2 separate regions of the Homo sapiens genome follow, and region 1 is linked to region 2. The links are chromatin loops, found by intact Hi-C in ENCODE. Cell type or tissue: tibial artery. All regions are shown on one strand. Each heading gives the region's core, and the rest is flanking DNA. Links, peaks and the distances in the headings are about the cores only.

Evidence for each region. Hi-C counts contacts between places; a loop is a spot of excess contacts. Peaks named below come from ENCODE experiments on the same cell type or tissue, not always from the same donor. Only the 100,000 strongest peaks of a DNase experiment are listed, where the experiment ranks them.
Region 1: it touches region 2 in a loop (2.3-fold over the local background); 16 of 110 quality-filtered maps call a loop at or near these places.

The regions. Positions count from the first base shown.
Region 1 is chr2:9,558,602-9,574,597 of GRCh38, reverse strand. It overlaps LOC101929643 (a long non-coding RNA gene), which reads right to left and starts at 9,516. Exons shown (of 3, transcript XR_922777.3): 1 at 8,888-9,516; 2 at 5,872-6,233. In tibial artery, for the core only: no CTCF peak of the experiment used is centred there; a DNase peak (open chromatin) is centred at 8,987; H3K27ac peaks cover 4,064 bases.
Region 2 is chr2:9,683,868-9,699,863 of GRCh38, reverse strand. All of the region lies in intron 3 of LOC105373418 (a long non-coding RNA gene), which reads right to left. Among named protein-coding and RNA genes, the nearest start is that of YWHAQ, 61 kb to the right of the region's middle. RefSeq lists enhancers at 6,706-6,765, 6,919-7,718. In tibial artery, for the core only: no CTCF peak of the experiment used is centred there; DNase peaks (open chromatin) are centred at 5,173, 6,083, 6,513, 6,913 and 2 weaker places; H3K4me3 peaks cover 951 bases; H3K27ac peaks cover 1,955 bases.

The sequences.
Region 1 (15,996 bases), core at 4,701-12,700, 130 kb after region 2:
AGAAAGTTCTAATAAAGTGAAACCAGTCTTGTGGATAAGAAAATCAACAACACTGAGCAGACCTATTGCCCTAGATTTTCAAGGGCATAGTCACAAAAAGAAAATGACGGTGTAACTTGGGAATGCGAAGTTAAAAAAAAAAAAAGACAATTAAGCTGTGGTTTTGCTTCTAATTAGCACTCTCTGATGGAATACAATGGGAAAGGTCATTCTGTTGAAATAAGTAAAGAAAAATCAGGACCCAGAGAACAAGTGCTAAAAGGAAATGCCTTTGACCAAAAACTCAGTCACTTACCAGCAGTTAAGTCTTGACTAAGGAGTTTTGATTCAGTAAGTCTGAGGTAGGGCCCCATAGAGCATTTGTATTTTTAACAAATTGATGCTGATGCTGCTGATCAGGACCTGGTACTTTGAGAACCACTGCTTTAAGGAAGCCTCAATAATGAAGGCCAAAGTAAAGATCGGGTGAGTTTCACAGCAGAGTAGTAAAAATAAGTCAGAGGGCTGGTTGTGTCTGTAGTCCCAGCTACCAGCCACTAGGGAGGCTGAGGTGGGAGGATCATGAGGCCAGGAGTTCAAGGCTACCCTGCACTATGATAGTGCCTATGAATAGCCACTGTACTCCAGCCTGGGCAACATAGCGAGACCTCATCCCAAAAAATAAAAATAAGTCAAAGGATTTTGGGTCTGAGTCCAGCACAGTGTTGAAATCTGTGCCCGAGGGTCTTCCTCTTCACCAACTGAAATTAATCGGGATATATATATATGTAACAGCATAGGTGGCTCGTGTTAACTCTGTCCCCACCCCCTTTATTTAGTCACTGCCCATGTTGACTCTTTTGTATTAAAGTAAAAATACAGTTTTATTCAAATCCTGACCAGATAGATTTCGTGATGTGAAAAGATGCCAATGAGATGAGTTTGAGAACTGGTCCTTAAGGTCTGTAGTAAAGAGGCCAGGGATCTGACTGGCAGAGAAATATGAGGTCAGACATCTGCATTTAGTATTCATGTGAGGTCAGTGTTGATGGAGATTAGCCTAAAGCTTGAGACAGGAAACCAGGGATATATACAGAGGATGGGCAGGAGGCTCAGCAACTTGTTTGGGCATCATGTGAGCTGGCTAATGGTTGTAAAGGTCAGGTGAGTCAAAGTAAGAACCCAACTGTCCTATTGCAAGTTAGAGCATTTGAGTTCATTCCCTCTATTCCTCTTCACTGGTCCCTCCAGTTTCTACATGGTTGATTTAAAGCAAACATGAAAAAGCTTTCACTCTTTTTTTAAAGACATAATAGTAATAATATGTAGGCATTTAGTATTGTGTTGATGCATTTCATTTGTTTTTAGGGTTCAGGGCTGTAGAGAAAGAATCAGCAGAAAACTATTTCAGGCCAAACCACAAGTGTTTCTTGCAGGGGAACAGATAACCTGAAGTGATCTCTGCAAGTCTTGCTTAAATTTCCAGTAGATGGCATAGTGAAAAGGGTAGAGAAGTAGCATTTTAGTCTTTGTTGGCCATTTCCAATCCTGTGTTTGGCAGCAAAGCATTTGAAGACATAAAAGAGTTGGCCTTGCCTCTCAAGTTTATAGTGTGGGGAGACAAAATGAACACATGGGACATCACACACGCTAAAACTCAATGCCCGTTCCATGGCGGCAGCTCAGATGCAATCCAGGAATGAAACATACACAGTTTGTAAAGAGAACTGTCAGTTTCAGAATGGGAGAAGAGTGCATCCTGGAGGAACGCGTAAGAAGTAGGATGATTCAAATAGCATAGTATGTTGTCCAGGAGTTTTTTTTAACCACCTGCTACTAGGAGTTCCCAAAGTAATAGGAACTTCCTTAGATGGTTGTTAATGAAGGGAAATGAAGTCAGATGTCTCTGGATTTGAATCTTGACTCTTCATAGTTGAGTAACTTTGGACAAGTCCCCTAATCTGTAAAACAGGCATAATGTTTCAAAGGATCGTTATAAGACTATATGAGATCATTTACGCATTTTGCATGCAACAGATATTTGATGATGACAGCCATCAGGCTAGGTGAACAGAACAGAAGGACCCTGTGCCTAGCACGTAATAGGAACTCAGTAGATACCTCCTAAATGTACCAGGTTGTTTCATGCCTTTATAGTATTTTAGTTCTTTTTATTCTTTTTTCTTTTTTTCTTTTTCAGATGGAGTCTCGCTCTGTTGCCCAGGCTGGAGTGCAGTGGTGTGATCTTGGCTCACTGCAACCTCTGCCTCCCGGGTTCAAGTGATTCTCCTGCCTCAGCCTCCCGAGTAGCTGGGATTACAGGTGTGTGCCACCACGCCCAGCTAATTTTTGTATTTTTGGTAGAGATGGGGTTTCACCATGTTGGTCAGGCTGGTCTCGAACTCCTGACCTCATGATCTGCCTGCCTCGTCCTCCCAAAGTGTTGGGATTACAGGTGTGAGCCATGGCAACCGGTCTTTAATTCTTTATTATGCGGTAATTTATTTTTCTTTGCTGAAACATTTCAAAGCAAATAACACATTATGTTCTCTCATTACTACATAATTCAGCATACATTGCTAAAGAAATATGCAGCCTGGCACAGTGGTTCACGCCTGTAATCCCAGCACTTTGGGAGGCCAAGCTTAGTGGATCACCTGAGGTCAGGAGTTTGAGACCAGCCTGACCAACATGGTGAAACAAATATGTATATAAATATATTTATATAGCTGGGCGTGGTGGTGCACACCTGTAATCCCAGCTACTCGGGAGGCTGAGGCAGGAGAATCACTTGAATCCGGAAGGTGGAGGTTGCAGTGAGCCGAGATCACACCACTGCACTCCAGCCTGGGCGACAGAGCAAGAATCCATCTCAAAAAGAAAAAAAGAAAAAAAATTAAAATACTATAAAGGCATGAAACAACCAGGTACATTTAGGAGGTATCTACTGAGCTCCTATTATGTGCTAGGCACAGGGTCCTTCTGTTCTGTTCACCTAGCCTGATGGCTGTCATCATCAAATATTTGTTGCATGCAAAATGCGTAAATGATCTCATATAGTCCTATAACAATCCTTTGAAGCATTATGCCTATTTTACAGATTAGGGGACTTGTCCAAAGTTACTCAACTATGAAGAGTCAAGATTCAAATCCGGGAGACGGAGGTTACAATGAGCCGAGATCGTGCCACTGCACTCTAGCCTGGGCAACAGAGCAAGACTCCATCTTAAAATAAATTGGGAGACCGAGGTGGGTGGATCACGAGGTCAGGAGTTCGAGATGAGCCTGACCAACATGGTGAAACCCCGTCTCTACTAAAAATACAAAAATTAGGCGTGTGCCTGTAATCCCAGCTACTCAGGAGGCTGAGGCAGGAGAATTGTTGGAACCCAGGATGCGGAGGTTACAGTGAGCTGAGATCGTGCCACTGCACTCCAGCCTGGGCAACAGAGTGAGACTCCATCTCAAAAAAAAAAAAAAAAGCTAGATTGGTACATTTCCCTGCCTCAAAAAGAAATGCCTGAGAAATGGATTCTCATGAAGTTCACTTTGATATTAGTCTCCCTTACTAGTGATGGTTTTGCAAAATTAAAGATCTTTAGGAGATGATTGGAGGGCTTCACCAGAGATAGGATCTGATTCTTTACAGCTTGGTCCCTGTAGTGCTATTCAAGTTATTTCTCATCCTTTTCCTGTTTTCAGATCAATTGGCTGTAGGACTTAAAGTTAGAAGGAACTCTAGTGGACACTGCTGATATTTGCCTACTGAACATCTGAAAACTTTGTTCCCCCGTGCTGTTGTATGAGTCTTAGCAGGAGACAGAGCCAGAGTCCCATCACCTGGCCATTGGAATGCAGGCTTGTGAACTAAGTTCAGCTGACTGGATGCTCCCACCCAGGACTCAGAATCCTGAGGGAAGGGATAAAAAAGGCAGGAATGTTTGAGGATATACTCTTGGTGATATGGACAGTCCAGTGGTGTCTAGAAGGCTGTATTTCACGGTAGCAGTGCTGGTGGTGATGTCCTTCCAGACCACTGGGCATGGCTTTGGCTGAGTCTCCACTACCCATTTCCCATGACTCCTGTTTTCTGAGTCTGGTGTTTCAGCTTTCTCATCAATTATGTGAACTGCTAGATAGCCTTCCAGTAAGCTCTTTTTCTGCTTAGCGTGAATTGGTTCCTTTTGTGCATGACTAGAAGGCCTTAAGTGATAAAGGGTTTGGAAGATTTGGCTTGCCCTTGACTTCTGAATTTTCAGCCAAGAATTCCTTCCTGCTGTCCAGATAGCAGAATGAGCAGCTTCCCTAAAGTGAAGGAAAGCCTATTGCTAACATATTCCATCCTAAGCGAAGAAACTTCCTGATTGCTTGGGGGGAGATATTACTTCTAATGTAATAATGGGTACTAATGATTTTCTTCTGAGTCCTTTATAGGTTAAAATCAGATGAAGAGAGCTTATATACCCAAATTAAGCTGCGCCACCCCCCTACTTTCTGGGGTTTTTTGTTTTGTTTTGTTTTCTTTGTTTTTGGGTATTTTTTTTTTTTTTTTGAGACTGAGTCTCACTCTGTCACCCAGGCTGGAGTGCAGTGGCATGATCTCGGCTCACTGCAACCTTTGCCTCCCAGGTTCAAGCGATTCTCATGCCTCAGCCTCCCGAGTACCTGGGATTACAGGCACCTGCCACCATGCCCGGCTTATTTTTTGTATTTTTAGTAGAGATGGGGTTTCATGATGTTGTCCAGGCTGGTCTCAAACTCCTGACCTCAAGTGATCTGCCCACTTTGGCCTCCCAAAGTGCTGGGATTACAGGCGTGAGCCACCGTGCCGGGCCAGGGTTTTTTGTTTGTTTTGAGGCAGGGTACAGCTCTGTCACCCAGGTTGGAGTGCAGTGGTTCACAGCTCACTGCAACCTCCACCTGCTGAGCTAAAGTGATCCTCCCACCTCAGCCTCCCGAGTAGCTGGAACTACAGGCTCACACCATCACACCTGGCTAATTTTTGTGTTTTTTATAGAGATGAGGTTTTGCCATGTTGCCCAGGCTGGTCTCAAATTCTTGAGCCCAAGCGATCCATCCACCTTGGCCTCCCGAAATGCTGGGATTACAGGCATAAGCCACCATGACTGGCCTCATCCACCTACTTTCTTAAAGGCAAATATCCCTCTACCTCACAAAGAGTTAAGAGCTCTCATCTGTGTAGGAAAGCATTGTGCCCTCTCATGTCTCCCAAAATAGATGTCTAATTTCTTTGAATTTTGCCTTAAATGCTCAACTTGAATGCCTCGTTATTGAGACACTGGAGGTGGCAATTAGTGAATGACTAGCCTTCCAGCTGCTCCTTTTGAGTATATTGTGCTGGGTGGATGATCCTGTTACCAGCAAATGTTGGATTGCAAACTCATCTGTCAGGTGGCAATCAAAAACTAGCCTGGAGGCCTGGGCACAATAGCTTACACCTGTAATCCCAGCACTTTGGAATGCCAAGACAGGAGGATCGCTTGATCTCAGGGGTTCAAGACCAGCCTAGGCAACATAGTAAGACCCCTGTATCTACAAAATATAGAAAACAGCCAGGCCTAGTGGCATGCGCCTGTAGTCCCAGCTACTCAGGTGGTGGGGGGATCACTTAAGCCGGGGAGTTCCAGGCTACAGTGAGCTGTGATCATACTATTGCACTCCAGTTTGGGTGACAGAGCAAGACAGTTTCTTTTAAAAAAAAAAACAAAAAAAAACTAGCCTGGGCTGGGCATAGTGGCTCATATCTGTAATCTCAGCAATTTGGGAGGCCAAGGTGAGAGGATCACTTGAGGCCAGGAGTTTGAGACCAGCCTGGTCAACATGGCAAGACCCTGTCTCTACCAAAAAAAGAAGTAAAATAAAAATACTAACCTGCCTCTGACAGGGCCTGCCTGAAGAGATGCCACTGTTTAGGCAGTTGAGCCCTGGACTGGAAACCAGAAGGTCTGGGCTGTCATTCCTGCCCCTAACTTGCAGTGTGCTTTGGGAAAATCCCTGAGTCTCTTTTTCTGTAAACTCCAGGAAGACATAGGGTTCTACTAGACGGTTCAGGAGTGCTTCAAACCCAATAGCTCTGTAGACTCCAGGAAGACATAGGGTTCTACTAGACGGTTCAGGAGTGCTTCAAACCCAATAGCTCTGTAGACTCCAGGAAGACATAGGGTTCCATGAGAGGGTTCAGGAGTGCTTCAAACCCAATAGCTCTGTTTTCATCCATTTTATACAATACGATCCTGCAAAAGATTTATTTTGCAGATAGGGTACTATAGCTAAAAGAAAAAAACCCCAAAACACAAGAGCTTGAAAACATCATCGGACTAGATGGCAACCACATTCCTCTGTATATTTCAAATTCGCATCTATGTTATTAACTGAAGTTTTTATTTTTATTATAATTTTTTTTGAGATGGGTTCTTGCTATGTTGCCCAGGCTAATCTTGAACTCCTGGGCTCAAGCAATCCTTCTGCCTCAGCCTCCCTAAGTGCTGGGATTACAGGTGTGAGCCACTGTGCCCAGCCTAACTGAAGTTTTTATTTTTTATTTTTATTTTTTGAGACACAGTTTCGCTCTGTTGCCCAGGCTGGGGTGCAGTGGTGCGATCTCAGCTCACTGCAAGCTCCGCCTCCTGGGTTCACGCCATTCTCCTGCCTCAGCCTCCCCGAGTAACTGGGACTGCAAGTGCCTGCTACCACGCCTGGCTAATTTTTTTGTATTTTTAGTAGAGACAGGGTTTCACTGTGTTAGCCAGGATGGTCTTGATCTCCTGACCTCGTGATCTGCCCACCTCGGCCTCCCAAAGTGCTGGGATTACAGGTGTGAGCTACCGCGCCCGGCCCTGAAGTTTTTAATGGATGTATGCTTTCAAATTATTTATTGAACAAAGCAGAATGTAAATAATCAATATATAACTAGATAGATATGATGAGCAAACATTGCAGGCTGCCCATGATACCAATAATGAGCCAACGTTGTGATTCTGCACTAACTTACTTGTCTTTCAGAGTAAGCCAATAAATAAATGGTAATGTTCCCCCAACGTAACCTCTTTATATTCTGGTTCTTCAAGGTGATCAGTCCTTTGGAAGCAAAGCACAGAACTGCGTAGTGACCACACATATCAGAATTAGGGAACTTCTGACTCACACCTGTAATCCCAGCACTTTGGGAGGCTGAGGCCAGAGGACTGCTTGAGCCCAGGAGTTCAAGACCAGTCTGCGCAACATGGCAAAACCTCATGGTGGCATGTGCCTGTAGTCCCTGCTACTCTGTGGGCTGAGGTGGGAGGATCGCTTGAGCGCAGGAGGTCGAGGCTGCAGTAAACCATGTTCATACCACTGCATTCCAGCCTGGGCAACAAAGTGAGACCCTGTCTCAGAAAACAAAACAAAACAGAATTAGAGGACTTCTAAGCTCTATATTAAGCAGAGAGGCACACTGGCTGGGCAGTTCTTACTCGTTTTGCATACATAATCTGAACAGTATGGAAGCAAGAGTGCTTTTTTCTGTAGTCCAGGTTTTAAGATGTTTTCATAAGCAGATCTCATTGATCAGGATCCTAGAGCCTGCCCTCTGGGCTCCCAGTCGGAGTGCCACTGTTAGCTTGTAGCCTGTAAACTCTGGGGACATTTTTCACAATAGCTGCAATGTGAATGCCACCGTCCTCAAGGCAGGGGGTCTAGAGTAGCAGGTTAGCAGGTTCTTTTTTTTTTTTTTTTTTTTGAGATAGGGTTGCATTCTGTCACCCAGGATGGAGTGCAGTGGCACGATCTCAGCTCACTGCAGCCTCGACCTCTCAGGCTCAAGTGATCCTCCTGCCTCAGCCTCCTGAGTAGCTGTGACCACAGGCATCCACCACCACGCCCAGATTTTTGTAGATAAAAAATCTACAAAAATTTTTTTATTTTTTGTAGAGACAGGGTCTCACTATGTCTGGTCTTGAACTCCTGGGGTTAAGTGACCCTCCTGCCTCGGCCTCTCAAAGTACTGGGATTATAGTCATGAGCCACTGTGTCCAGCCCAGATTCTTTTTTTTTCTTTCTTTTTTTTTTTGAGACGGAGTCTTGGTCTGTCTGTTGTCCAGGCTGGAGTGCAGTGGTGCAATCTTGGTTCACTGCAACTTTTGCCTCCCGGGTTCAAGCGATTCTCCTGCCTCAGCCTCCCGAGCAGCTGGGGTTACAGGCACATGACACCACATCCAGTTAATTTTTTTTTTTTTTTTTGAGAAGGGGTTTTGCTCTTGTTGCCCAGGCTGGAGTACAATGGCGCCATCTCAGCTCACTGCAACCTCTGCTTCCCGGGTTCATGTGATTCTCCTGCCTCAGCCTCCTGAGTAGCTGAGATTATAGGCATGTGGCATCACGCCCTGCTCATTTTGTATTTTTAGTAGAGACAGGGTTTCTCCATGTTAGGCTGGTCTCGAACTCCCAACCTCAGGTGATCTGCCTGCCTCGGCCTCCCAAAGTGTTGAGATTACAGGCGTGAGCCACTGTGCCCAGCCAATTTTTGTATTTTTAGTACAGACAGTTTCACCTTGTTAGCCAGGTTGGTCTTGAACTTCTGACCTCAAGTGATACACCCACCTTGGCCTCCCAGAGTACTGGGATTATAGGTGTGAGCCACCGTGCCCGGCCCTGGCCCTGGACCTGGCCCCGTTTCTTAACAACCTGATAACCTCCTCTTTTTCCTAAGCGAGGTGGGTAAATGATCCATTCTTGTATAAGGATGGGTTTACCTGTCATCAGGCAGGACTCGCCAAGCCTAAATTTGTTTCTTGACTTAATAAACTTATTGAGCATTAACTATGGGCGGGGCACAACTCCACTGGGTTCCAACCAACATCTCTCTGGAAAATTACTGAGCAGTTTCAAAGATATAAAAGCCACTTACCCCAAGATCCTGACACTTTCCGTTTAGGGCCTTGATTACCCAGGGCTTTGCTGCTTTTCTTTCAGTCTCTCGCCGTGTGATCTCTTGGTCATCTTATGACTCACAAGAGGCTCCCTGCCAATGGGCAGGACCAGGGAGAGGAGAGAAGGAAAGCAGGCCAGGCACACAGCTACTTATTAGTAGCCTTGGCAAAGTGAGTGAGGAGGTTAAATTGCTGGGCTAGGTTGAAAATTGGGAATTACTTGTGGATTTTATTGTTTTCCCTCTAGCAAGGATAAACTGAAATTTGCCAAAAAGCAAAGAACAAATCATTCAAAACTGTTAACGAGTTACTATATTTTCCTGGGACAGATTCATAAAATAAGGTTCTTTAAATGGAGTCAGTCCAATACCAAGCTTTCTCTTGACAGTATGTCTGGCCCAGGACAAGGAGGACTTTACCCCAGGCTAAGAACAGAAGCAAAGAACATGGGGAGAGAGGAGCAGCATACATTTGGGTCCAAACCTACTGTGACTTGGTCTCAAGTCTTCATGGAGAAAACTGGATCAGGTGAAGAAGAAGAATTAAATCAGGCCAGGCACAGTGGCTCATGCCTGTGATCCCAGCACTTTAGGAGGCCAAGGCGGGAGGATTGCTTGAGCCCAGGAGTTTGAGAACAACCTGGGCAACAAGGCAAGACCCTATCTCTATAAAAAAATTAAAAAATTGGCTGGGTGCAGTGGCTCACGCCTGTAATCCCAGCACTTTGGGAGGCTGAGGTGGGTGGATCACCTGAGGTCGGGAGTTTGAGACCAACTTGGCCAACATGGTGAAACCCCATCTCTACTAAAAAAAAATATATATATATATACACACACAAAAATTAGCTGGATGTGGTGGTGCGCCTGTAATCCCAGCTACTCAGGAGGCTGAGGCAGGAGAATGGGGTGAACCTGGGAGGCAGAGGCTGCAGTGAGCTGAGATCACGCCACTGCACTCCAGCCTGGGCAACAGGGCGAGACTCCATCTCAAAAAAAAAAAAATTAGCTGGGCCTGGTAGCACGTGCCTGTGGTTACAGCTACTCAGGAGGCTGAGGTGGGAGGATCACTGAGCTCGGGAGGTCGAGGCTGCAGTGAGCCATGTTCACACCACTGCACTCCAGCCTGGGTGACAGAGCTAGACCCTGTCTCAAAAACAAAAAAGAATAATGATTAAATCACAAGAGATTTACTATCAGAACTCAGAAGTAGCCAGGAATAGAAAAAGATGTAATTTTACAGTCTCCCTGCTCTCTGCTGGTTACCTGACTCCATCACCCTATGTAAGAATGGCTTTGAAGGACCAAATATTTGCATAATTGACAGCTTGATTTTGGACTCTGGCCTCCAGAACTGTGACAAAATAAATGGGATCTTTAAAAGACTAAGACTACTAAAAAATGGTGCAGACCTGCAATCTACAAATCAGAATGTTCAGATGCCAGTGAGTAGAACGTTCAGATGCCAGTGAAGGATGCTTAGGTTTTTCATAGCTGGATACATAGAGCAAGGATATTCCAGGCAAGAGGAATTTCAGGAGAAAAGGCAGAAGGGCAGAAGGGGAGGTAACCTTAGGCTGTGTTCCATAAGCATTGTAATATTTTCTTAGCGCTGCTGTGATAAGTTGTCACAAACTGGATAGCTTAAAATAAGATAAATGGCCAGGTGCGGTGGCTCCACCTGTAATCCTAGCACTTTGGGAGGCCGCAGTGGGGTAGATTGCTTAAGCTCAGGAGCTTGAGACTAGCCTGGGCAACATGGGAAACCTTGTCTCTACCAAAACTAAAAAAACTACCCAGGCGTGGTGGCTGGCATGTGCCTGTAGTCCCTGCTACTCAGGAGGCTGAGGTGGGGGTATTGCTGGAGCCCAGGAAATCGAGGCTGCAGTGAGCCGAGATGGCGCCACTGCACTCCAGCCTGGGTGACAGAGCGAGAGAACCTGTCTCAAAAAAACAAAACAAACAAACCAAAAAATAAAAAATAAAAATAAATAAAATAAAAACCAAGAGAAATTTATTCTCTCCGTTCTAGAGGCCAGAAGTCCAAAATCAGGGTGTCTGCAGGGCCATGCTCCCTCTGAAGGCCCAGGGGAAGAGTCTTTTCCTTGCCTCTTCCTGGCTTCTGGTGTCGTGGCGCTCTTTGGTGTTCAGTTTGTAGGTGTATAACTCTAATCTCTGCATCCATCATCTCACGGTGCTCTCTCTGTGTGTCTCTGTGTCACTTCTCTTCTTACAGGGACATCAGTCATTGGATTTAGGGCCCAGCCTAATCCAGTATGACCTCATCTTAACTTGATTACATCTGCAAAGACCCTGTTTCCAAATAAGATCACATTCATAATACCAGGGGTTAGGACTTGAACTTATTTTCTTGGGCAGGGGAGACACAATTCTGCCGCTATAAGCATTAAATTGTCTAATTTATTTAGATGAGGGAAATTGTGAGGTATCTGGCTGTATGTCAGATAATGATATTTGTTTCATAAATAACTGTTAACTGCCTTAGGCAGAACACTTATTTGATATGGAAGGTAGTAGGGTCCTCACCTTTACGAACTTGTGCTTTGGTAGAAAATACCAAAATACCATCAAGAAGCAACAATGCAAGATAAAATGAAGGACGGGCTATAAAAGAACCAAGAAAAAGCCCATGGATAGGAGACATTTAGCTGGTGTTATGGAAGACAGGTAGAGGTACTGGTGGAGAGGAAGCAGAGGTAAGAAAGTCACTTCAGGTATTATGGGAATGATAGGGACTAGTTCAAAGGAGAGAGAGTGAGGGATTGAGCTGGACAGTTTCCTTTAACACCACTAAGTATATTAACTATTGCTTCTGCAGAGTTTTTGTTTTTTTTTTTTTAAGTGTAGTAGCAGTGTCTCAGCTCACTGCGACCTCTGCCTTCCAGGTTCAAGTGATTCTCCTGCCTCAGCCTCCCAAGTAGCTTGGATTACAGGCACATGCTGCCACGCCTGGCTGATTTTTGTATTTTTAGTAGAGACGGGGTTTCACCATGTTGCCCAGGATGGTCTTGAACTCCTGACCTCAGGTGATCCACCTGCCTCAGCCTCCCAAAGTGCTAGGATTACAGGCGTGAGCCACCGTGCCCAGCCGAGAATGAAATATTTAAAATAGCTTTATTTGACCTAAAGAGTATAACAGTAATGTGACTAAATGCAATGTAGTATCCTGGGTTAGATCCTAGAACAGAAAAAGGACATTAGTGACAAAATTGCAGTCCAATTAGTGGCTTCCAGGGACTGGGAGGAGGGGGAAAGGTGGTTTAATGGGTATGGGGTTTCCTTTTGGGGTGATTAAAATGTTCTGGAATCAGATGGTGGTGATGATTGCACAGCACTGTAAATGTATTGAATGTTGATGGTAAATTTTGTGTTATGTGTATTTTATCATAATTTTAAATTTAATTTAATTATCTATTTTGAGACAGGGTTTCACTCTGTTGCCCAGGCTGGAGTGCAGTGGCACAAACATGGCTCACTGCAGCCTTGACTTCCTGGGCTCAAGTGATCTTCCTGCCTCAGCCTCAGCCTCTTGAGTAGCTGGGACCACAGGCATGTGCCACCATGCCTGGCTAATTTTTTTTATTTGTTGCCCAGGCTGATCTTGAACTCCTGGGCTCAAGCAATCCCTCCTTAGCCTGCCAATGTGCTGGGATTATAGGAGTAAGCCACTGTGCCTGGCCCCAAAATTTCTTAAAGACCGTAAGGCACATTAAAAAATAAAAAAATCCGGCCAGTGTGGTGGCTCACACCTGTAATCCCAACACTTGGGAGGCAGAGGCAGGCAGATCATCTGAAGTCAGGAGTTTGAGACCAGTCTAGCCAATATGGTGAAACCCCATCTCTACTGAAAATACAAAAATTAGCCGGCCATGGTGGCACAAGCCTGCAGTCCCAGCTATTTGGGAGGCTGAGGCAGGAGAATCACTTGAACCCGGGAGAAGGAGGTTGCAGTGAGCCAAGATCGCACCACTGCACTACAGCCTGGGTGACAGAGCAAGACTCCGTCTCAAAAAAAAAAAAAAAATCCAAATGTCTGCAGTTTAGTTACTAGTATTGTACCAGTATTATTTTTTTAGTTTAACAAACATACCATGATCATCATGGTCAACATTTAGGAAGCTGGGTGAAACAGGAACTCCATACTATCTTTGCAACTTTTCGGTAAATCTGAAATTTTTCTAAAATGAAAATTTATTTTAAAAAGTTAATGTGGGCCAGGCGTGATAGCTCACACCTATAATCCCTGCACTTTGGGAGGCTGAGGTGGGCAGATCATCTGAGGCCAGGAATTCAAGACCAGCCTGGGCAACATGGTGGAACCCCATCTCCACTGTTATACAAATATAAAAATTAGTTGGGCATGGTGGTGCACGCCTGTAGTCCCAGCTACTCGGGAGGCTGAGGCACAAGCAATCGCTTGAACCCAGAAGACAGGGGTTGTAGTCAGCCGAGATTGTGCTACTGCATTCCACCCTGGGTGGCAGACCGAGACCCCATCTCAAAAAAAACACAAACCCAAAAAGTTAACGTGAAAAAAATCCATGATCCTTATTTTTCCTGATGCATTTGGGTGTTTGTGTGTTTATATATATCTATCTTTTAGAGTATAATTTCTTTGAGGCCAAAGGTATAATGTGTATCTCTTTGGTATAATTCTTAAAATATTAGTAAAATTTTCAGAATTTAAACATTGAACAATCAAGTTCGGTTTTTCTGAAGAGCCCTAAGTAGAACAGCTTTTCAATTAAGGTCTCTGGCTGCTGTGGAACTGGAGGGTAATTGGTGAGAGTCTCCTCTCTGGGGCCTGTCAACCCAAGAGTAATGACTTCTGGCCACTTCAGACCTGAGGTAATTTCAAACCAGCACAAGTTTCCATTTGTTCTCTTTATCTAGTCTGCTCTCTAAGTTCAGTTATTCATGTGGTTCAATTACCCCGAGATCTCAAGGGAGAGAGGCAGGGATTTAAGAAGGAAAAGAACAGACACAGCTCCATATTTTATGTGGCATACAATATGTAGGATGTATGATACTTCTGCACACAATGGTGGTTCATATCAGTGGGATGTGGTGGCTCACACCTGTAATCCTAGCACCTTAGGAGGCCGAGGTGGGTGGATCGCTTGAGCCCAGGAATTCGAGACCAACCTGGGCAACATGGTGAAACCCTGTCTCTAAAAAAAAAAAAGAAAGAAAGGAGACTTTATAACAATTAAAAAAAATTCCCCCCAAAATCATCTGTTCATCAGTGAGGATCTGCAGATGTCTCTGCTTTGTCCCATGCATATTTGTCATTTTTCTAAAAGGTTGATTTTGCCCGGGCACGGTGGCTTATGCCTGTAATCCCAGCACTTTGGGAGGCCGAGGTGGGCGGATCATGAGGTCAAGAGATTGAAACCATCCTGGACAATATGGTGAAACCCCGTCTCTACTAAAAATACAAAAATTAGCTGGGCGTGGTGGCGCATGCCTGTAGTCCCAGCTACTCGGGAGGCTGAGGCAGGAGAATCACTTGAACCCGGGAGGCGGAGGTTGCAGTGAGCTGAGATCGCGCCACTGCACTCCAGCCTGGCGACAGAGCAAGACTCCGTCTCAAAAAAAAAAAAAAAAAAAAGGTTGATTTTTTCTAAAATGGGTTAAAATTTCTTAACCAAAACCTTAGAAATTAGAGTTCTTGGCACATGACTTTGTATAAAGTCCTATTTTTCATTAAGTGGCATCTGTTGTCTTATTTGTGGGTTGACTCATACTTAAAGCGACTGCTTTCCACAGATTTGTTCATCAGCAAAAAAGCATACAAATGCAGGAATAATTACCATTTTAGAAACAGTGAGGATGGCTCTATCCATCTATAAAAACTGGTGGGGTTGGTGTAAGACAAAATTGGCTAATAAGAGAAATAGAGCTAGAGAAATAGATAGAAGGAAACAAAACACCCAGCCAGAACCAGTTAGTTCTCTGGTCATTTAGACAAGGTTTTACTGGTACTTGTGTGGGTTTGGTAGTTAACTGCAGAACCATATGTGGCTCATGTGTTTAATAACTGCAAATGTTTACTCTTAAATTCACTTGCGGTATCTAAATTATGAATAATTAATTCCACAGCATGGGATTGGGGAACCTCAGGAAATATTTTTAATTATCTTTATTAAATCCTAAATTAAAAGCATCACTTCAGGTGTTAAGAACCCAGGATCCCATCAACTTGTTTACGTATTTTTTTGAACAGATGATAGTGGCTGTGTAACAAATTACCCCTAATTTAGGAGCTTTAGAACCACGAACACTTATCTCCCAGCTTCTGAGGCTGAGGAATCTGGGAGTAGCTTAGTTATAGTCAGATGGTAGGTCAGGGGCTGCAGTGATCTTAAAGCTTGCCTGGGGCTGAATTCCTTCCAAGCTCACTCACATAGTCTTTGGCAGCTCCTTGGTGTTTGTTGGCTGCTGACCTGTTCTATTGGACCTCTCCATAGTTTTCCTGAGTGTTCTCATGACATGAAAGCTGGCTTCCCCCAGAGTGTGTGATTCAAGAGGAAACAAGCAAGCAAGAGAGCACCTGAGATGGAGGACAGAGTTTCTTGTGTCCTAACCTCAGAAGTGACATCACTTCGGCTGCATGCTAGTGGTCACAGACCAACTATGGCCCAGTGTAGAAGAGGAAGCAGGCATCATTGGGGGCCATCTTGGAGGCTGGGCTACCACTGTGGCTGTCAAATCTTTGAGGTATTTATACTCTATTGGAAAACTTTAAAATAATGACCTAACAGCTTTAATTTTAAATGTCAGTATTTATGCTGAAAGTTTCATAATTTGCTACTACTACGCTAATGATGAAAAACTTTAAAGATACACCTAGGGGGTATATAGTTGTTTTTTTTTTTGAGATGGAGTCTCCCTCTGTCGCCCAGGCTGGAGTGCAGTGGCGCTATCTCGGCTCATTGCAACCCCCACCTCCAGGGTTCAAGTGATTCTCCTGCCTCAGCCTCCCAAGTAGCTTGGACTACAGGCACGTGCCACTGCGCTGGCTAATTTTTTGTATTTTTAGTAGAGACGGGGTTTCACCGTGTTAGCCA
Region 2 (15,996 bases), core at 2,670-10,669:
GGGTAGAAGAAGGTTTGGAGTTGTTCTCACTCTTCGGTGAACCTTTCCAATCGCCCGTGTTCCAGCAGGGTTCAGCCCAACCTCAGGCCAAAGCCCACAGAACCATCTGGAAAAGTGCAGGTCTGGAAACCTCCTCAGTCAGCCTTTTTTAAAAAAACTTAAGACCTGATGAGTCACTGTGGAACCAGTCACAGATAGGCATGTGCCTTCTTCAGATGCCTTGGTCCGTGGCTGTAGGGAACGTTCTCTGCAGAAGTGTAGATCAGAAGTCCCCCCAGGTGGGCCCATGATGATGCATACAGCTCGAGAACACACGGTTCTGCCCCGGGCCACTCAGTGTGTCACTCGGGATGCTGAACAATGTGAGATCCTGGCTCCAAGGTAGTTATGTTCCCCAAACATACTGTTCGTTATCTCCTCACTTCTGTGCACACCTTTGAACACCTTCTGCTGCAGATGTCCTTTCTCCTCCAGTTGGTGAACGCCTGCCCCTCCCCTATGGTCCATATAGAATAGCTCCTTGTATAGTCACGTGACCATACTGACGTATGCTTGGGGCAACTGGTGAAAATAAGCTTTAGCTAAATAACTTTGATGAAGATCTAGACAAACAGAGCAGGACAGACAGAACCGGGTCAGTCCAAGGATAGGACTCCTGGATGAGTAAACCATTACTCTATCAACCCTCTTCAGGGACATCGCAAAAAGAACAGTGTCTTGCACTGACTAAGCAGCCTGGGACAAGTCTCTTTCCCTCTCTGAACCCCCGAATCCCCTCTTTAAAATGGGGACACTGGGGCCGGGCGCAGTGGCTCATGCCTGTTGTAATCCCAGCACTTTGGGAGGCCAAGGTGGGTGGATCACCTGAGGTCAGGAGTTCGAGACCGGCCTGGCCAACATGGTGAAACCCCTTCTCTACTAAAAATACAGAAATTAGCTAGGCGTGGTGGCGGGTGATACCAGCTACTTGGGAGGCTGAGACAGTAGAATCGCTTGAACCTGGGAGGCAGAGGTTGCGATGAGCCAAGATTGTGCCACTGCACTCCAGCCTGGGCAACAAGAGTGAAATTCCATCCCAATAAATAAATAAATAAATAAATAAATAAATAAATAAAAATTGGGATACTGGATGTTTCTTACAGGTCCCCCAGCTCTGACAACTTTATGGCTTCATGACTCTGGGTCCCCTTTCTCTTCTCCTGAGGGTCATCTGGTGCCCTGGAGAGTGTATGTCCCCACCTGTTGATGCCGGCACTGGCCTCTGCCCTCACTGGCCTCAGCCTAAGGTGGGGCTCACTCTGCTTGGTTTTCTAGTTTCTCCTCTTGGTGTCCCCTCCCTCGGTCTTCTGGAACACTCAGCTGTGGAACGCTCGGCAAGCAGGGATCTCTCAGGCCCTTATCTTGCTGTTCCTACCATGCCACCCTGTCTCCCTGCCATCCTGCTCCATGACAGCACAGAGGCCCTGCACAGCCCTCTCCTCCCAGAGTCCCAGACAGCGTGCAGAGCACCTGCTCAACCTACCTGGGGTCTGTGCTGCTCCCACCCTCACCCTCGCCAGCCTTCTGACCCTTCTCTCAGGGACTCACAATAGCAACCCACTTACTTCCTTTTCAGACTCTCTCTAAACTCTTTCCCCCAGCCTGAAAAGGCGCTCACCATCTCTCTGTGATGGAAAAACCACTGGGTGGTTCGTGGCGTGAACTCTGTGCTCTGAGGCCTTTGGACTTTGTTCATAATATTGAAACCAGGCTGCTGGGGAAGGTGGCAGACAGAACATCTCATTTCACTCCCTCCCAAAAGTCCACCAGAATGATAGTAAACAGATTCACACACACACACACATATGCACAGACATACATCCAACCACACACATGCACACACATACGTGCACACACACAAATAACAGGAGAGCAGACCACGATGTTTGCAAGCAGATGGAAGAATGGTAACAGACTTAGCAGGCCCCAGAAAGCAAAATCTCCAACCCACACTAGAGAAAATTGAGAACCAACTAGATGCACACCTTGGAATTCTCAAGAAATCAACAGTATCAAGAACCTCTGGCACTCAAGTAAACGGGTTACTAAAATAAGGAGGATTGACTCAAAGGATCCAGAAAAGTAGTTGAGTCCCAAGGTCCCCTCTTCACTCATGAGCACCTGCCCTTTCCCTCCCCAGGAGAAGATTGGAGGTCTCTTCTCAGGAGAAGAGTAAAAGTGGTTCTTGGGATTGGGGGATGCAGGCACAGTTGAGGACATACACTCTCACCACAGATGGCAGGTTTAAGCGAATACATGAATGCTGAATGCTCAGACCACTGCCCCCATAGCAGACCTGAGGTCTGAAGCTGGGTCTTTGCCTCGGTGAAGAGACTGGAAATGTCTTCTCTAGAGAACTGAGCCACGGAGTGCACCTTTCCTCATTAGGCATTCAGACACACACCAGACCTCATCTCTGGGACATTTCAGAATACTGTGGACAAACAGAAGATCCTGCAAGCTTCCAGAGACGGGAACAGGTCACTTTCCAAAAGCTAGGAAGTAGAATGGGCTTCATTTCTTTTTCTTTTCCTGTTTTTTGAAACAGAGTCTCGCTCTGTCATCCAGGCTGGAGTACAGAGGTGCGATCTCAGCTCCCTGCAACCTCCACCTCCCGGGTTCAAGTGATTCTCATGCCTCAGCTTCCCAGAGTAGCTGGGATTATAGGTGTGCATCACCACGCCCAGCTAATTTTTGTATTTTTAGTAGAGATGGGGTATCGCCATGTTGCCCAGACTGGTCTTGAACTCCTCACCTCAAGTGATCCACCAGCCCTGACCTCCCAAACTACTGGGATTACAGGCTACCACACCCAGCCCAGAATGGGCTTGATATCCTATAGCAACCCTGGAAACTAAAAGATAGGAGAGCAATGACTTTGGAATTCAAGGGATACTGGTTTATGATCTAGAATGCTACAAATAGCTAACCTATTCATCAGGGAGAGGTTAGAACAGGACACGTTCAGACACACAAGGACCCAAAAGGCTTACCTGCAATGACTCCGTTCTCGGGAAACCTCTAGAGAATGCCCCCCTTTAAAAGGAGGGGTAACCCAAGAAAGAGTCACTGGGCACAGAAAACAAGCACCCCCGCATGGAAAGGCAGCTGAGGGTGGTCCCTAGATGAGGCACAGGCAGATGCTGGGATGACAGGTGCGCTCTGGACACAGGGCGCAGGTAGGAAAGTGCCTGGAGAGACTGACCATTTCAGGAAGATGAACCTAGCAGTGCCTGGTACATTGGAATGTCTCGAGAGGACCTTGAGACAACTGGTGAAAAGTTTGGAGTTGAATTGGTGATAAGCACACAGAAAATTAAACCATAAAAAGACAATTATTAACTTCAAGGATAACAAAAATTTGAGTAGAGAAGGAAAACTAGTCATGATATTTACTATATTTTTTAACTGATCTAAAGTATTTCCATGGCTTAATGACATATGGTGGCTATGAATCTAACCAAAATTATATCATAATTCCATAGGGATGAAAGAGTGTAGGAAGGTGTATAGCAGATGCACCTGACAGCAATAACTCAAGCACACCCTGAGAGTGACCCTGTGTGTGTTCTGCATTCTGAGCTAAGGAATCTTGGAGTGGCCAACCTGAAAATTCCCTCCTTATCTATAAATGGCATCTGAACCCCTGGTCCGTTCCTTTGAACACAGGTTGTACAAGGAATCGAGAAGCCCTTTGTTTTGGGTTAAATGAAGGTTGCTAGGTGGAGGTTGCTAAGTGAAAATGCTACATAAACTGCACGCTTTTTACAAACAGTAGCAGTTCTCCTGTCCAGCTGCCACTCCTGAACTGTCCTGTAGGTAAGCCCTCAATAAACCCTACGTTTCGTTCACTGGATCCGGGTCTCTTCTTTGGCCTCCTGGACACGGTGTGGTACCATCCCTTAGAGACAACAGGGGTTCGGCCTGACTGAAGGATTCACATGTGTAGGGGTAGCAGAGGGTGGAAAATGAGCTTAATTTCCACCTTCCAGAATGAGAAGTCAGTGATGGGGTCCACACTGAAAAATTAAAAAGTGATTATGCAGCCGGGCGGGTGGCTCATATCCCAACACTTTGGGAGGTGGAGGTGGGTGGGTCACCTGAGGTCAGGAGTTTGAGACCAGCCTGGCCAACATGGTGAAACCCCATCTCTACTAAAAATACAAAAAAAATTAGCCAGGCGTGGTGGTGGGCGCCTGTAATCCCAGCTACTTGAACGTTGAGGCAGGAGAATCGTTTGAATCCAGGAGGCAGAGGTTGCAGTGAGCCAAGATCGCGCCATTAAACTCCAGCCTGGGTGACAAGAGCGAGACTCCGTCTAAAAAAAAAAAAAAAAAAGTAATTATGCAAGCCTGTCTTCTAGAGATAGACAGGCATCCCGATAATCAGCTAAAAACACTTTGGGAGGCCGAGGTGGACGGATCTCTTGAGCTCAGGAGTTCAAGACCAGCCTGGGCAACATGGCAAGACGACCATCTCTACTAAAAATACAAAAATAAATTCGCTGGGAGTGGTCGCGCATGCCAGTGGTCCCGGCTACTTGGGGGACTGAGGCAGGAGGGTCGCTTGAGTCTGGAAGGTCGAGGCTGCAGTGAGCTGTGTTCAAAGCGAGACCCTGTCTTAAAAAAAACCAAACAACAAAAAAATCAGTAAGCAAAGTGAAAGAGGCTACTTCAAGGAGGGAAATAGGGAGCAGGGGCAGGAACTGCTGTTGTGTTTCTACAAGACACCTTCTAGAGCTATTCTCTTTAATATATGTGCATAAAACACAAAGGAAAAGGAGAAAAGAGGGTGGTGGCCCTCACTTCTGTCTTTGCTCCGTGAGAACAGTTGCATTCCTACATGGAAAGCTCTTGGGGAACCCGAGGGGCACGGGCAGATTGACTGGAGTCCAACTTCAGAGCCGGAGTCTCTGGCATACAAGCTTTCTAGTGGCAGCCAACAGCGCGGAGGCCCACGACCAGTGAGAATGAAGCCCCTGAGCCTGGCCCCGCAGCGCCAGCCCCTGACCAAGCTAAGCATACGAGGCCACTCAGCACAGGACGTGTAGGTTCTGTCCCAGTGATGGAAACTGCATGGTTCCAGTCTCTCTTCCCGGGGAAGGGGGCACCACGCAGTCCGGCGAAGTGCAATTCCCCCCACCCTGCCCACCCCAGCCCCGAGCACCGGCTTGGCACCCACTGGGTGCTCTGAACATTGGCAAATGCATGTCATGGACAAAACACTGAGCTCTCAAATTTGGTATGTGTGGCCGGGCACGGTGGCTCACACCTGTAATCCCAGCACTTTGGGAGGCTAAGGCAGGTGGATCACCTGAGGTCAGGAGTTCAAGACCAGCCTGGCCAACATGGTGAAACCCCGTCTCTACTCAAATTACCAACAAAATTAACTGAGCGTGGTGCCAGGCACCTGTAGTCCCAGCTATTCAAGAGGCTGAGGCAGGAGAATCGCTTGAACCAGGGAGGCGGAGGTTGCAGTGAGCTGAGATAGTGCCATTGCACTCCAGCCTGCGCAACAGAGTAAGACTCCGTCTCAAAAGAAAAAATAATAAAATAAAATTGGTATGTGTGTCTTTTTCCTCTGGTCCTCACATCTTCCATGTAAAGGAGATGGATTTTTTTTTCATATTCCTTTCTTCAGACAAGATAAAGGGGTGTTTTTATTTTTTTCAAAGCCAATATTGAGAGTCCAGAAGATGAAACAATGTCCCAAGGTTGTAGGGCTCCTGCTTGTGGAGGTGAGATGTTCTCAAACTCACTGTGCTGGCCCTCACCTGACCACAGCAAGCCCGGCTTCCTTTCACGTCACCTTTCATTCCTGCTTCTCGGAGGCCTCACAGAAGCCGCCCACGGAGAGGCAGGGGTGGGAGGCCACGGAGCACTCGAAGACTTGGGCAGCGCTGGCACAGGACAGTGCAGTGAAATGGGACACACGGACCTGAAATGGGATGACCAGCGTGCCAGCCTTTGTCCCTGCAGTGGCTGCACACAACGATTCACCTTCGTGACTGTTTCAGAAAGCAATTTAGGAAAGCCTGCGAGAAACTGGGTCAATGTGCAGGCCTGAGTGATGACAGGCCCAGGTTTTCCTTGGGAGAAAATTCTCCTGCAGGGACCCAGCTGACGAGGGGTCCAGGGTAAGCATGAATCTACGCGGATCAAGCCCTCAGCAGGATTAGGCTTGTCACTCACACAATCTGTAGGTGTATTTGTGGGATGAGGAGACCTGGAAACTGAGGCTCAGACATGCCAAGTTACCTGCCTAGGAAGTGGACAGCGCCCAAGCTTCTTCCACCAGAGCACAAGGACCAACCCAAGCGGGGTTCCTGGGAGTCAGAGCTTCCGAAGGTGGCTTGTCCTGGACTCTCATCTGCAGCATACCCAAGACTAAAAAATGAGCTGATTCAAGGGAGGGTGTTAGCCGGGTGGCGGGCCCGCGGGGAGCCCGGTATTTTTAGCCATTTTGTCATACAGACCAGGATGGAGAGATGAGAAACCGCAGGGACTGGCACAGGCCTCAGGATGAACTCACGAGGCCCAAAATAGGAGGAGCCCAGCCTCCTGATGCCTGTCCAGGCCTCTGTGCTGAGTCAACCACAGAAGTGCCAGTTGCTTTCTTGCTTTCTTTTTTTCTGGGGCCCCAAATCTCTTTTAGAAGGTATTAAATCAAAGAGAGATTGAGCTAGAAGGAAACTTAAAAGATTTTAGTGTCTAAGCCCTTTCTTTGACAAATGAGGCTAAAAGAGGGGGAGTTTCCTGTAAAGTACTGGCAGGACCCTCACCCTAGGCCCCTTGACCACACCCTGTCTCTGCACCATCGCAGGGCAGAGGGCCGAGGTGGAGTGTGGAGGGCGTGGCCCCGCCGTTAGAAAGCCCTGGGCGTGGATTCCGTCTCGTTGCTCACAAGCTTGGCAGCTTCCAACTACCGCTTTGCTTTCTCTGTGATGCTCATTTCTCAAATCGGGATATTGCGGATTTTTGAGAGATTCCAAGGGGACAACATACAAACATGACTTCTCGTCCTCTTCCTGTTCCACCAACTTCAGGGAATTGGGAGGAAGGAGATCTAACAAGCTGCTGTAGGAGTCCCCGGTAGAACCCTTCCAGCAGCCATTCCCTCCCTCCTCCCCCCAGGAGAACCTGATTGTGTCCAGCATCCTCTCCCCCTGGCCAAGTGCTTCGGGAGGTGGTCAGCGCCCAGCACCAGGGTGCGAGTAAGACGATCCTCAGCCACTTGCCGGCCAATCAGAAATGAAAGGGAATCTGCTGGGGCAAATGGTCCCCGGACGTTGTCATGCATATGTGACATCTGGGCCTAGGGCAGCTTTGCCAGGAAGGGCCTCAACCTGAGGGCTAAGGACAGCAGAGAAGAAAAAAGTAAAGAACTGGAGTCCATGGCTCTGGACTGCTTGTCACGTGAGATCACAGATTGCTCACCCTCTAAGCCATTCCCCTTGGAGGCTTTTGATATTCGAAGCCCACCCAGATCATTCTCACTGCAATGGATGAGTCTGAACAGAAGTACAGTTTTATTTTTAATGCCAAGGCTAACTCAGGACTGAACTCTCCTTGAGGCCCTTTCAAAAGATGGTGCAATTTCATTAATCCAGCAGTCTCCTTGGTCATGCAAAGTTCCTGACCATCCTGGTGCTCCCGATGTGCCTGTGTGTTCGTCTGTGTTGCACTTGGATCCCGAAGTCAGGTGTCCCAGTGATGTCAAAAGAAACTGTGAGGCCAGGCACAGTGCTCATGCCTGTAATCCCAGCACTTTGGGAGGCCAAGGCAGGCAGATCACCTGAGGTCAGGAGTTCGAGACCAGTCTGGCCAACATGGTAAAACCCCACCTCTACTAAAAATACAAAAATTAGCGGGGTGTAGTGGTGAGCACCTGTAGTCCCAGCTACTTGGGAGGCTGAGACAGAATTGCTTGAACCCAGGAGGCGGAGGTTGCAGTGAGCTGAGATCACACCACTGCACTCCAGCCTGGGCAACAGAGCCAGACTCCATCTCAAAAAAAAAAAAAAAAAAAAAAAAGAAGAAGAAAAATTGGAGGGACTGTTTGTTCACTGCCTCCTGAGAGCTTCACGTGACCTCTGGGGGCACACCACCAGAGTCTGTGTCCCACCCTCCCTCGTGGGTCAGGTCTGGCTGTGGGGAGCCTGCATTTGTCCCTCCCAGTGGCAGCCAGGCCTGGGCTTTCTCCTCAAACTGTCTCCCTGCCCCTTGGCCCTTTCACACTGAACCACAGAGTTTAATCTGGAAGAGGGGCTAGAGAGAGGGACTGTGAAGATGGTGGCCAAGCCAGGTGAGGCAATGGTGGGAGGGAGGGAGATGGGTGACAAGATTCAATTCCTGAACTGTCAAAGGTGAGGTCTCTGCTGGTCTCAGGACTCCATTCTCGGCTCTAAAGACCCAGGCAAGCAGATGTCATTTGAAGGCCAGAAATTTGGGAAGACATAAAATCAATATTTATTGAGCAACTACTGTGTTCCAGGAACCATCCTTTATGAATGAGGTTGCTATGCTATCCCCATTTTACAGGTGATGAGACTGAGGCTCAGAGGGTGGAGAGCACCAAATCGAGCATCAAATCCAGGTCAGAAATCTGGTGGGTTTAGCTCCGAAGCCTGTGCTTTCCACAGCACCGACTGCCCTCAGGCGTCACATTAAGGACGCACAGAGTAAACTGGACTCATGACAGCTTTCATGTGAGAGCGATCTCACTGCACTTGGCTTTTTAGTAAGAGGCAAAAGATTTATATGATCTGAAGAGAAACCTTTTTTAGGAAAATTAAGCACGATGGGTTCCATGTGCCTCCCTACTGGGAAGAGCGAGGCTGCTGGCTGCAGTGGGTGGGTGGCTCTTTTCCTGGACGGGTCCTGCTTCTCATCACTCTGCTAGGCTAGGGGGAGCCCCAGGCTCTGCTACCTCCACTCCCGCCATCACTAGCTGGTCCCCACCACCAACCCAGGAAGGGAAGCTTATTGGAATAGCACAGTATGTCTGTGTATGCAAGTGGTTTTGTGTGTGTGTGTGTGTGTCTGTGTGTAGCTAAAACTCAAGTCTTGGTTGAGGAGGGAGTGAAACTAAAAGGTCTGTATATTTATTTGACTAGGCCCAAGTGGGGATGTGTACGTGGGTGTGTGTGTGCTGGTGTGTGTGTAACCTAATGTTGTTTGTGTCCATGAGGCTGAATTTCAACTCAGGATCCTGCATCCCAGCTCCTTCTGGCCAGCATGAGGAGGCTGGCGTAACTGGGGAGGAATCTGCTAGGACTCGCTGTGAAGCTACACTGGTTTCCTCTCAGATGGATCTGGACTGGTCTGGATGAGCCACAGATTCTGAATCCCCCAGGGGCCGCATTTCCTTCCTATAATCCCTTTCTGTTGTTAGACCGCGCGAGTGAAATCAGATTGAGGCTGATTTGCAGGAAGCACCTGAAACAAAATATTCCGAGGTTGCCTCAGGACCTGCCTGGGGTCCTGGGGTGTCAGGGCCACAGAGTCCACAAAGGAGCCAAAGGGACTAAGCTGCACTCTTCCTGCCTGGGGCCAAGGCCTGAGCACCCCCTTCTCACACTGCCTCCCCACTGCCCTCCACCAGGAAAGACCTCACCAACAGGAGCTCAAGGAGCGTGAACACCAAGGGGGCACACAGCATTTATTTTTCCTGTCCCTCTCAGTTGTCGTTTGTGAAGGAACACTGGAGCCAGTGCTTCCCCACTCTTGCCCTCGCTTTTGTTTTTTGTTTTTTTGGAGACGGAGTTTCACTCTTGTTGCCCAGACTGGAGTGTAATGGCATGATCTTGGCTCACCACAACCTCAGCCTCAGCCTCCCGGGTTCAAGCAATTCTCCTGCCTCAGCCTCCCGGGTTCAAGCAATTCTCCTGCCTCAGCCTCCTGAGTAGCTGGGATTACAGGCATGCGCCACCACACCTGGCTAATTTTGTATGTTTAGTAGAGACGGGGGTTTCTCCATGTTGGTCAGGCTGGTCTCGAACTCCCGACCTCAAGTGATCCACCCACCTTGGCCTCCCAAAGTGCTGGGATTACAGGTGTGAGCCACCGTGCCCAGCCTTGCCCTCGCTCTTAATGACCCCCAAGCTCTATCTATAACAGGGACGAAGAAGTCCATCTTGTTAACAAAAGTTTGAGCCTCCATCTCCTTCCCAGAAACCCCCCTACCTTCCCCTTCTCAGGCCTAGGAAGGCCTCGCGGCAAGTGGAAGGGGTACTCCTCTGAGTGTTGGGGCCTCTGTCCCTCATCAGCAGCATCTCTGGCCAGCCAGTCAGCTTCCTAAGTCCTTGTTCTTCATTTGTGAGCAGAGCTAAGGTTTACTCCTAGCTCGCTAGATGCAGCCTCTCATGCCTGCAATCCCAGTGTTTTGAGAGGCCAAGGCGGGAGGATCGCTTGAGGCCAGTTCAAGACTAGCCTGGGCAATTTGACGAGACGCCCTCTACAAAAAATCGAAAAAACTCCGTGGTGGTTCATGCCTGTAGTCCTAGCTACTGAGGAGCATCACTTGAGCCCAGGAGTTCAAGGGTGCAGTGAGCTATGATCATACCACTGCAGTCCTCCTGCCGTAGACCCTGTCTCTAAAAATAAAAATAAAATGAAAAAAAAAAAAAAAAAGAATGTGGATCCAACTCCTGGGAAGTAGAAGCTGTTGGCGTTAGAACTTTGCCCACCTTTTCTCTATCATGTATGTAAAACATCTTTTTCTTTCATTATCTGCACATATTTTATTCTGGTTATTATTTACATATCTTTTTCCATTATGTACTTGCAACGTTCCTGAATCCTTTTATTTAAGATGTAAATAGCATACAGTGGGTTTAAAAAAAACAAATAGTTTCACGATTTTTGTCTTTTGTAACAAGATTATCTAGGCCGGGCACAGTGGATCGTGCCTGTAATCCCAGCACTTTGGGAGGCCAAGGTGGGCGGATCCCTTGAGGTCGGGAGTTTGAGACCAGCCTGGTCAACATGGAAACCCCGTCTCCACTAAAAATACAAAAATTAGCTGGCTTGATTGTGCATGCTTGTAATCCCAGCTACTCAGGAGGCTGAGGCAGAAGAATCATTTGAACCCAGGAGGTGGAGCTTGCAGTGAGCCGAGATCGTGCCATCGCACCCCAGCCTGAGCGGCAGAGCAAGACTCTATCTCAAAAAAACCAAACAAACAAAAAAAGACAAGATTATCTAATCTATTTACATTTTACATAATTTCTGATATATTTCTATTTAAATATACCATTTTTGTGATAATGGTATTTTAGTATTATAATTTTAAAGTCTTTAATAAAAATACACTCTACAATGTTTATGAATAAAATAACATGATGTCTGAGATTTGTTTTAAAATACTTTAGGAAAAAGTGTGAAAGATAAATGAAACTAGACTGTTAAGTATTAGAATAATGGATGCATAAGGTTCATTATACTATTCTGTATATTTTGTTTTTATTTATTTAGAGACAGGGTCTCAATCTGTTGCCCACGCTGAAATGCAGTGTTACGGTCATAGCTCACGGCAACCTCGAGCTGCTGGGATCAAGCAATCCTCCTGCCTCAGGCTCCAAAGTAGCTAGACTACAGGCCTATACCACCATACCTGGCTAATTTTGATTTAATTTAATTTTTTTTTTCAGAGACAAGGTTTTACAGTGTTGCCCAGGCTAGTCTCAAACTCCTGGGCTTCAGCAATCTTCCTACCTCAATCTTCCAAAATGTCCGGATTACTGGTGTGAGGTACCATGCCTGGCCTATTTTTGTGGTACTTAATTTCCTGTAATAAAAAGTGTTTTTTAATCTGCCTTTTTTTTTTTTTTTTAAAGAAATGGAGTGTTGCTATATTACCCAGGCCGGAGTGCAGTTGCTATTCACACGCACAGTCATGGCACATGCTATAGCCTGGAACTCTTGGGCTCAAGGGATCCTCCTGCCTCAGCCATTAAGTAGTACATACTACAGGTGTATGCCACCGCACCTGGCCACCTGGCTCTCTATCTTTATACTTTCTAGTTGTCCTGCCTATTTTATGTTTCTTTTTCTCTCATATCTAGCCTTCTCTTAGATTGATTATTTTTTAGCATTCTACTTTTCCCTTTTATTCATTTGGAAGTTACATACACTGTTTCCATTTATTCAGAGTTTACTGTTGAAATTGCAACATGCATTCTTAGCTTAACCAAGTCTAACATTAATCAATATTTTAGCCCTCCCCTCTCCATTTAACTGCATTTATTCCTCCCTCAACTTATCTGCAACTGTTTTCATGTATTTTAATTCTATTTTTAAGCCCTTCAGGACATTATGATCATTGCCTAGTGTAGTCTGTGTTCATTTAGATTTATTCACACATTCACCAGTTTCTTTGTTCCTCATTTCCTTTTGTACCACAGACTTTCCAACTGGAATTATCCTTTTTCTAACTGAAGTACATCCTTTAGAATTTAAGTCTTTGTGTGACAAACTCTCTCAACTGTCCTTGTATGAAACTGTCTTTATTTCTGAAAGACGTTTGTGTGGAGTGTGGGAGTCTAAGTTAGCAATTATTGCCAGCCCGTTGAATTGTTATCTTGGGCTTCTAGAGTTGCTTTGAGAAGTCAGCTCTCAGTCCCTCTGGCTCGTGTGCATTTTTCTCTCTAGCTACTTCCCAGGTTATCACTTTCTGGTGGTTTTTCTGAAGTTTCACGGTGACGTATTGCAGTGTAGATTTCATTTTATTTATCCAGTTTAGGATTCACTGTGATTCTTTAATTTGCGGATCGATGCCTTTTATTAGTTCCACAAAATTCTCAGCCATGATCTCCTCAAATATCACCTCTGCCACATTGTCTTTCTCTTCTCTTTCTAGGCTTTCAGCCTATATTGGGCTTTTTCGCTCTATATCTCTTGCCTTGTCACTGGAATCTTCCATCTTTTTGTCTTTCCATGCTGCACTCCGGAAACGTTTTTCTAACCTATTTTACAATTCACTAATATATCTCTTCTGCTATGTACAAACTGCTATGAAATCCGTCCTTTTGGTTTTTATTTCAATTATTGCATTTTATTATTTCTACAAGTTCTATGAGGTTCTTTCTCAAATTTTCTATGTGACTTCTGAAAGATTCCTATTGCCTAAAGAATCTTCAAGCCTGCATTTGATTTTGTTAGTCACTATAGCTTCTAATACTCTGGTTCTTGCCTATTTTCTGTGAGAGCCTAATTGTCTGTGACAGGTCTGCTCATTGTATTCAAAAGGAATAATTTGCCACCCATTGATAAAGACGCCTCCCCAAAGAGGATATATATTTGTTCCTTCTAGGCACCAGGTTCAAGGCTTGAGAGTTTCTGACCCAGGTGAGGCAGGAGAATACGGTCTGGAGGCAGGGAACCTAAGGCGGGTTCACACTGATTTCCCAGAACTGAATCAAAAGGAAAAACTCCTTTTTGTAACCCCTCTCCCCTTTTTCTGCCTCACAGATGAAAAATGAAAATACTTCTGACTGGTCCCTTCCTGCGACCAATGAGACTGGTCGTGGGCCTAGTCTTAATTTGCATAGGGGTATAACTTTGTAACTTCATTTCAGCTTCTGATTGGTCGCTTCCACGACCAATCAGACTGGTTGTGGGCCACTACTTCATTTACATAGGGTGTAAACCAAGTAACCAATGGGAAACCTCTAGAGGGTATTTAAACCCCAGAAAAGTCTATAACCCCCCACTCTTGCGTGCTGATTATTGGAGTGTTCTCGGTCTGTGGGGCGTACTTTTGTTTCAATAAATCTGTGCTTTTGTTGCTTCATTCTTTCATTGCTTTGTTTTTGCGTTTTGTCTAATTTTTTGTTCAAAATGCCAAGAACCTGGACAACTCGTAGTCAAGACTCTCCACTAGTAACACAGGGGTTTTTCCATTTACAGATTTTAATTCTATATTTCTCATCTTGAGAATCTTAGGTTCTAATTTTCTGGTTTTAGCAAATGACCTCAGAGAAAGAGCATTCTAATTCTGGCTTACTTCTCTGAACGAATGTTCCCTTCATTTTTGATGTGGTGGTTTCTTGGTGTCTTAATATTTCTTTAATGCTTTCATCAAGACACGTCTTACTCATATTTTTTAGTTTCTTTCAGTAGGAAGATTGTTCCAAATAGCCTGTCAACCATCCTGGAAATTAGAAGTGTTTTTGAATTTTAGACTCTAGATTATAAAATCCTCATATTAGAGCAGTGCTTCACAAACTTTAATGTGCATAAACATTACATTGGGATTTTTTTTTTTTTTTTGAGACAGTCTCACTCTGTAGCCCAGGCTGGAGTGCAGTGGCACCATCTCCACTCACCGTAACCTGCGCCTGTCAGGTTCAAGCAATTCTCTTCCCTCAGCCTCCGGAGTAGCTGGGATTACAGGCATGTGACACCACGCCCAGCTCATTTTTGTATTTTTTTTTTTTTTTTAGTTGAGATGGGGTTTCACCATGTTGGCTAGGCTGGTCTTGAACTCATGGCCTCAAGTGATCCACCTGCCTCGGCCTCCCAAAATGTTAGGATTACAGGCGTGAGCCACTGCGCCCGGCCAGTATCTTCTTAAAATGTGTATCCTGACTTAGCCTGGGGTAAGAAATCATGAATTTGCATCCTTAACAAGCTACAGATGCTGTTGGTCTTACTGCTTCATGGACCACTACTCTGCGTGGGAAAGCAATAAGGGACATTTTCCCAGAAAAATTGGGAATCTCTAAGTTTGTTAAACAGTGCTTCCGAGTTTCCTAAATAGGTGTTATAAAATTTAAGCACTTTACTCTCTTTTTTCCTTGTTTGAAGTCTATTGATTCAAATTTACACTTAATTTTAACAAATCTATTTACCTGATTTCCTAGAACACAAAAGAGTAGGAGTGTGTGTGTGTTTGTTGGGTAGAGGAGGGTCTGCCAGAGACAGGGACATAGATAATTGTCAGAGATATCTGGTCCCTGAATGACTCTTAAGCTACCTGTTCTGGCTAAAGCAGGGTCAAGTGTTACGACCAGCCTCCAGGTCTGACAATGCATTATCTGTAGCAATTGTTTTCAATTTTTTGGTCTCAGGACATCTTTACATTCTTAAAAAGTATCAAAAAATCCAAAGAGCTTTTAATTATGCAGGTTATATCTATCAATATTTACCATACTGGAAATTAAAATAGATAAAAGTTTTAAAACGTATGTTTATTAATGAATTGAAAATAATGCCAGGCATGGTGGCTCATGCCTGTAATCCCAGCACTTTGGGAGGGTGAGGCAGGCAGATCACCCGATCTCAGGAGTTTGAGACCAGACTGGAGAACATGGTGAAACCCCATCTCTACAAAAAATACAAAAATTAGCCAGGCATAGTGGTACCCACCTGTTGTCCCAGCTACTTGGGGAGGCTGGAGTGGGAGGATCATTTGAGCCCAAGAGGTGGAGGCCGCAGTTAGCAGCAATCACGCCACTGCACTCCAGCCTGGGTGAGAGAAAAAAAAGACGAAGAGGAAATAATGATTATCCACTACACATTAATATACCTTCTGAAATATAATTGTATTTTTCAAAACAAAAATAAATTTCCTGAGAAGAGTGGCACTGTTTTACAGTTGGAAAACCTGTACCTGCTTTTAAATTCAATCCATTGTGATATTTTGGTTTGTTTGCAGAATTTAAAGAATAGCTAGGCCGGGCACAGTGGCTCACCCCTGTCATCCCAGCACTTTGGGAGGCTGAGGCGGGCAGATCACCTGAGGTCAGGAGTTTGAGACCAGCCTGACCAATGTAGTGAAACCCCATCTCTACGACAAATACAAAAATAACTGGGTGTGGTGGCGGGCGCCTGTAGTCCTAGCTACTCGGGAGGCTGAGACAGGAGGATAGATTCAATCCAGGAGGCGGAGGTTGCAGTGAGCCGAGATTGTGCCACTGCACAAAGCAAGACTCCGTCTCAAAAAAAAAAAAAGGGT